Linked DNA regions of Homo sapiens: region 2 is linked to region 1. A link is an interaction called in ENCODE POLR2A ChIA-PET data of the cell type or tissue named here. Cell type or tissue: A673. All regions are shown on one strand. Links, peaks and the distances in the headings refer to the core of each region. The heading gives the core; the rest is flanking DNA. Region 1 overlaps SHANK2 (SH3 and multiple ankyrin repeat domains 2). Region 2 overlaps SHANK2 (SH3 and multiple ankyrin repeat domains 2).

Evidence for each region. ChIA-PET counts read pairs that join two places held together with the same protein. Peaks named below come from ENCODE experiments on the same cell type or tissue, not always from the same donor. Only the 100,000 strongest peaks of a DNase experiment are listed, where the experiment ranks them.
Region 2: POLR2A ChIA-PET joins it to region 1 with 7 read pairs; 2 of 35 experiments call an interaction of 5 or more read pairs at or near these places.

Annotation. Positions count from the first base shown.
Region 1 is chr11:70,754,392-70,757,299 of GRCh38, forward strand. All of the region lies in intron 14 of SHANK2 (SH3 and multiple ankyrin repeat domains 2), which reads right to left. Among named protein-coding and RNA genes, the nearest start is that of SHANK2-AS3, 110 kb to the right of the region's middle. RefSeq lists an enhancer at 1,555-1,604. In A673, for the core only: a CTCF peak has its summit at 1,327 (motif pointing left); a DNase peak (open chromatin) is centred at 1,310.
Region 2 is chr11:70,825,275-70,828,182 of GRCh38, forward strand. All of the region lies in intron 11 of SHANK2 (SH3 and multiple ankyrin repeat domains 2), which reads right to left. Among named protein-coding and RNA genes, the nearest start is that of SHANK2-AS3, 36 kb to the right of the region's middle. In A673, for the core only: no CTCF peak of the experiment used is centred there; a DNase peak (open chromatin) is centred at 1,537; H3K27me3 peaks cover 2,500 bases.

The sequences.
Region 1 (2,908 bases), core at 237-2,736:
GTAGAAAGGGAATCATGAGCAAGTGTGCTTTATCCTGGGAGTGCAAGGCTGGTTCAATATTTGAAAAATTTATTGATGTAAGCCACCATATAAACAAACTAATGAAGAAAAACAGATAATCATAGCAACTGGTGCAGAAAAAGCCTTTGAGGAAATTCTACATAGGTGACAGCCTCCCCCCGGTGAGCTCGAGCAGAGCCCAGCCTGGAACTTGTGGCCCATGCCTTCCACATTTGGGTTCTGAGTAGCCTGGCAAAGGCAGCGGTAGGAGGAGGTGGAAATAAAGAGCTTTCTGGCCCCCATGGTCTCTGACATTACTTGAATACCATGGACCCATAAGAGTTAGTGGCGGGGCCTCAGTGGCAGGAGAGGGAGGACAAGGATGAAAAGTCCAGGTGTCTGGGCAATGCTGAACACCTTCCAGACAGCACGTTTCCAAGAAATGCTGACAAAACCGAAGAGCTGGGAAGTGCTGCTTCAAATATCTAGATTTAACACGGCCCCAGATGCAGAGAGACATCGATTACAGGGAGGCACCTGGGTCCCTAAGAAGATACTAATACAGCAATAATAACGGCTATGATTACAAAATAATAAGTAACGATACTAGTAAAAGCAAGATCCCAGAAGTACTTCGAAATGTCCCGCACAATTCCTATGTATGAAAACCCTGTTCATAATCTTTTTTTTTTTTTTCTGAGATGAAGTCTTGCTCTGTTGCCCAGGCTGGAGTGCAGTGGCGTGACCTCGGCTCACTGCAACCTCTGCTTCCCAGGTTCAAGTGATTCTCCTGACTTGGCCTCCCAAGTAACTGGGATTACAGGTGGCCACCACCACACTCAGCTAATTTTTGCATTTGTAGTAGAGACAGGGTTTCACCATGTTGGCCAGGCTGGTCTCGAACTCCTGACCTCAGGTGATCCACCTGCCTCGGCCTCCCAAAGCGCTGGGATTACAGGTGTGAGCCACTGCGCCCAGCGCGCAGGCAGCCTTCTTCCTGTGGGTGTCCACCCTCCAGGGGCTTCCTGCAGAAACTGTGTGCAGGGGTGCACTCCGGCCCCTCATCCCATCCCTGCCCTGTGAGCGTCCAACCTCTTGGCCTCTCTGGTGCCCTGTGGGCACCCGGGCAGAGCCAGTGGCTTTCCAGGCACGTCCCCAGCCCCGGCCCCGGCCTGCAGTGGTGGCAGTGGGACCACAGTGGAGATTCTGGGGACAAGGCCCAGCAGGTTCTCCTGGCAACCGGCCTTTCTCGTGCGGAAGGGACTCACTCCTGGAGGCCGCCCTCGGCTCCGCACCCCGCGGCTGCCATCTAGTGGCCACAAGCAGGGACGCCAGGCAGTGAGTCCGCTCCTACCAGGCGAGCGACAGGCCACAAGAGGGAAGACACCGCGCCAGCAGATTCCTGGAACGCCGCGGCTTCCGGAGGGGCCTCCCAGTGCTGGGGCCATCGTAGGGCCACTTTTGCATCACCCTCCGATTGTTGGAAATACAAGTTTATTTCCATCTTACAGGATGGCTTTCCGTTGCCCAGCTCTTGAATACCCAGCCCTCCCAGCTGTGCCTGTGCAGAAAGCCAAGCCTATGACTTAGCCGCTTCACCGAGCCCCGGACCCCACTGACGTCCTGGGGCCAAAGGCCTCTGTGATCTTGCGGAGATGGCTCTGCTGCTCTGAGCTCGTTTCCTCACTGGCCGCAGCGGGTTCAGGGTGACAGCTGCAGCCCCCGTGCGAGCAGGTGCAGGAGACATCCCCAGCTCCCCCAGAGGCAGGTTCCCAGAGCGAGGCAGAGAACCTTCCAGACTCCAGGCTGGAGGTCTCTCTTCCACCCTCCAGCCAGGGAAAGCTCCCTTCCTGAATGTCCAGGCTCTGATGGGAAAGATCCTTTACCTGAAAACGCTCAAATGCTGGCCTGGGTTCTCTGAGCCTTAGAGGCACATTTTCTGAAACAGGGATAATAAGGGTTCCAGGAGCACTCACTGATCCTGGGGGCTGGCCACGGTGCTGGGCCTAGGGATAGACAGGAGGTGAACCGGAGAAGAGCCCAGGTTAGCAGGTGAAGCCCCCACGCTGCCTGGCACAGAGCACACCCTCTCCCAGAACAGGCATTTGAATCCACCGCCGCCTGCACGCTCCTTCCCTCCAGCTGTGTGGGCAGGGGCTGTGGCTACCTCTCTAACTAGTCTCACAACCCCTGCTGCCCTCTCTGGGGTCCAGGCAGGTTCCATGGCATCATACTGGACCCTGCTTTCTGCCACTAGCAGGGGAAGACGGGGAGGCTTGGAGCTGCTGAGGGCAGGGCCTCGGCTGCACACTCTGGGGCACCAGGCAGCCCCACACCCCTATCATCTCAGTGGCCACGCAGCGTTGAACATATTCTGACATACGGAATTTTGCTTTGTAAGCTGCTTTGTCTTTCTGGGAACGTGTCCTCTAAGCTCACCTTTACACAGATCTGCAGCTTGTCTTATGTAGATCAGCACAGAATGTTACAAAAGAGAACGGATACATAGAGCAGACCCTGGGCTCAGACCCAGGCTCCAAACCTCCTGGGCCAACCACTCCACTTCCCCAGGTCCTTGCGCCCCCGTCTGCAAAATGGAGCACTAGCAGTTTCCATGATATTGGACGTTTGGCAAGGATTATGGAGGGGAGCCGTGTGAAGGTCAAAGGCTGGCAGGTAACAAATGCTTAATAAATGTGACTATTCTTATTTTTATTCCTCCATGCATCCCTTTAGTAGACAAGTATCTACTGAGCCCCTGCCCTGAGCAGGAGAGACAGGAAGCAGGAAGGTTAATAGCAGTGTTAGGAGCTGGACTCCTGGGTTTGAATCCCACCCAGCTTTGCCATTTATGAGCTGGCTGACCTTGAGCAAGGGGCTTACACTCTCTAGCCTCGGTTTCCTTATC
Region 2 (2,908 bases), core at 198-2,697, 71 kb after region 1:
CCCAACTGAAATTTTCATGCTGTTCATGGATTATAAAAATTGAAACCCCAGAAGGTGAATTTTGGTGAATAATGTCAGAAAATGGGCACAGACAAAGGTTGTTATTTATATACATTCCTAAGACTCTGTCAGAAGAGTATGGACTTAGAGGGGGGAAGAATTCACATGGGGAGGCCACCCTTGGAGGATTAAGGAATAAAAGAGCTGGGACATTTTCAAATACATTTTTACTCTGTAGACCACGCAAGTTACTCAAATGAAATCTCACCGGTGACATCAGTGTGAACATTTTAATGAAAATTACCTCGCGTAATTACCAAGATTCATATTAAATTAGTTTCCTGAGTACTGAAATTTCTTTGGTGTTTATTTTGCAACGAGCTGGGGCTGGGAAGTACCTTCCTCATTTCTCTAAAGTCATACCTTTTTATGATATCTGATTTCCTAAAATGAGAGCTCTCTGACAAAACTCTCTAACTGGAACCATCCATGGAAATGATGATTTTTTTTTGTGAAAAGGGTTAAAAATAACTGTTTTCTGTCTGAAAATGATTAATATTCCACCCAACTGTTTCCTTCTTTTAGGCAATCTGCACTCTAAATAGGTGGATATTTTCTTAGCTGGCTTACATGCATTTATTTATACATTTTTTTCCCCACAATAAAAATTACACAAGGTATGACAAACAGAGTGTGCACTTTTAAAGTTGGCCACGCTCCCTTCCCATCCATTCCATGTAACTGCAACCCCGGGATGGGAGAGCCGGGAGCAGCTCGGAAGGTAGCCACCCATTTGGTGCAGCCAGCCATGTGCCCCGACCTGCCTCGGCCAGTGCCTAGCAGCCCTCTGGTCACTGAGGACTATAGTCAAAACTTCCTTTATTTTCCCTAGGACTTAGTTCCTAACACACTCCGTGGCACGGTCCCCACGGATGGCCATTCCGGAATGGAGTTCCACAAGGGCTGAAGGTTTGAAAGCAGCACACGATAAGGCGAGACCTTCCACCGCGTTATATTCCGGACCAACTCAAACCAAACCGTATCCCAAACCAAAGTCATTATCCCCTGACATGCTAGGGATTAACAACTGGCAATTTTAGGAGGAACTGGAGTCCTCCCTCTCCCCCACCCCGAGAATCAGCAAGCAGCTGCTAATTCCCATGCACCCGGCTCCCGACAGCTTTTTCCTTACCTTCCTTCTTGGTGAAGGCATTTAACAAAGACTTCATTTTCCCTCTGACTTTGGCAGCGGTCCGCTCATTATATAACCTTCCTGGATGGGAGGAAGGACAGGCGTGCAGCCCGGCCCCTCGGTGCTAGAGCAGCTGGGACCCGGGGAGAGGTGGCGGGTGTCTGGGCACGGTGCACTTCCGAGCATAGCTGGGCATGCCAGACCCAGCGTGCTGGTGACAAAGCCCACCCCATATTCTGTCTGTCAGCTGGGAACCAACTGCACGTAGACGGGCTGCTCTCAAACCCGGCTACCTCTCGCGGCGCGCGTCATGTGAGCCGGGCTACTCTGCTTTTGTGCTCAGGGCATTGAGGAAGAGGCACCGCGGAGGGTTAACGCGGATCAGGCGTCCTCGAGCTGGCAGCTGGGAGACGCCGGGAGGCATGAGTGAGCTCGAGCCCCAGTTATCCAAGGAAACTCGGGCTGGTGCTGGGCGCTCCATGCGCCTGTGCCTAAATATACTGCACTGTGCTTTTCTATTTTTTTAAAAAAAAATTTTTTTAAAGAAAAAGCCAAGTTTGTTTGTCAGCTAGCAGATGTGGTAAGACAGACAAGGGGGAGGGAAGCGTACAAGTACCAGATAAGCTTCACACCAGACCCACGTTCCCCGGGCAGACATGGCCAGCATTCTGGAATTTCTGAACACGACCTATATTTCTGTTCAAAAGAATCAGACACAAGTGCCCATGACTTCTCTGGCTCCCCACCCATCGAGGTAATTACCCTGGAAAAAACAGGACTCCACCCCCTCCTACTTTTTTTTTTTTTTTTTTAAAGAGAGAGATAAAAAGACAATTAAACTGAGACCCTGCCAAGGATGGCCCCGATTCCAGGCAGCTGATAAAAGCGAGCTCTTCAGGGTCACTTTAGGCATTTCCTCAGCATTTCCAACCCAACAGAAGAAGAGAAAAGAGGAAAGCTGCCCCTTGGAAGCCCTACATGGAGAAAGTCAGATTTATAAAGCAAACACAGAGAAGTGGATGCAGGCTGGTGCCCTGTGGCAGGTGGACAGTGAGTTATTTCTACACCAGGAGAAGGAGCTTCCTGAAGCTACGTGGAGCATCCAGGGGCAAGGTTCTGTTGCCGGATGCCTCTGCTGGGCTGTAATTTAGTGTGCTGTGTGTGTGTGTGTGTTTTTTTTTTTTTTTTTTCTGGTTGCTAAGAGAACTGCTTCAGAAATTTAAAACACACACACACACACACACACACACACACACACACACAACCAGAGAAAGACGAGACAAGACGAGGAAAAAGCAACCAGAGCACTAAAGTTTAATTCCATATGGTTGACACACTTTGTGTCAATAAAAATGGCGGTGTGAGAACAAGAAGGCTGGGGGCCCCCCAGGAGCCTTTCCCTGAAGGCGTACCAGGGACGGGACTGCGGCATGCCTCGGTGAGGGCCTCTGGCTTTAGGGAGAGCAGAGACTGCCACAGAATCACTGAGTGTACGCCCTATATCAGCTGAGCACCCGAACAGCATCTCTTGGCCGGGTGCGGTGGCTCACGCCTGTAATCCCAGTGCTTCGGAAGGTGGAGGCGGTTGAATTGCTTGAGCCCAGGAATTTGAGACCAGCCTGGGCAACACAGTGAGACCCCGTTTCCATGAAAAATAATTTAAAAACATTAGCCGGGTGTGGTCGTGCGCCTGTGGTCCCAGCTACTCAGGAGGCT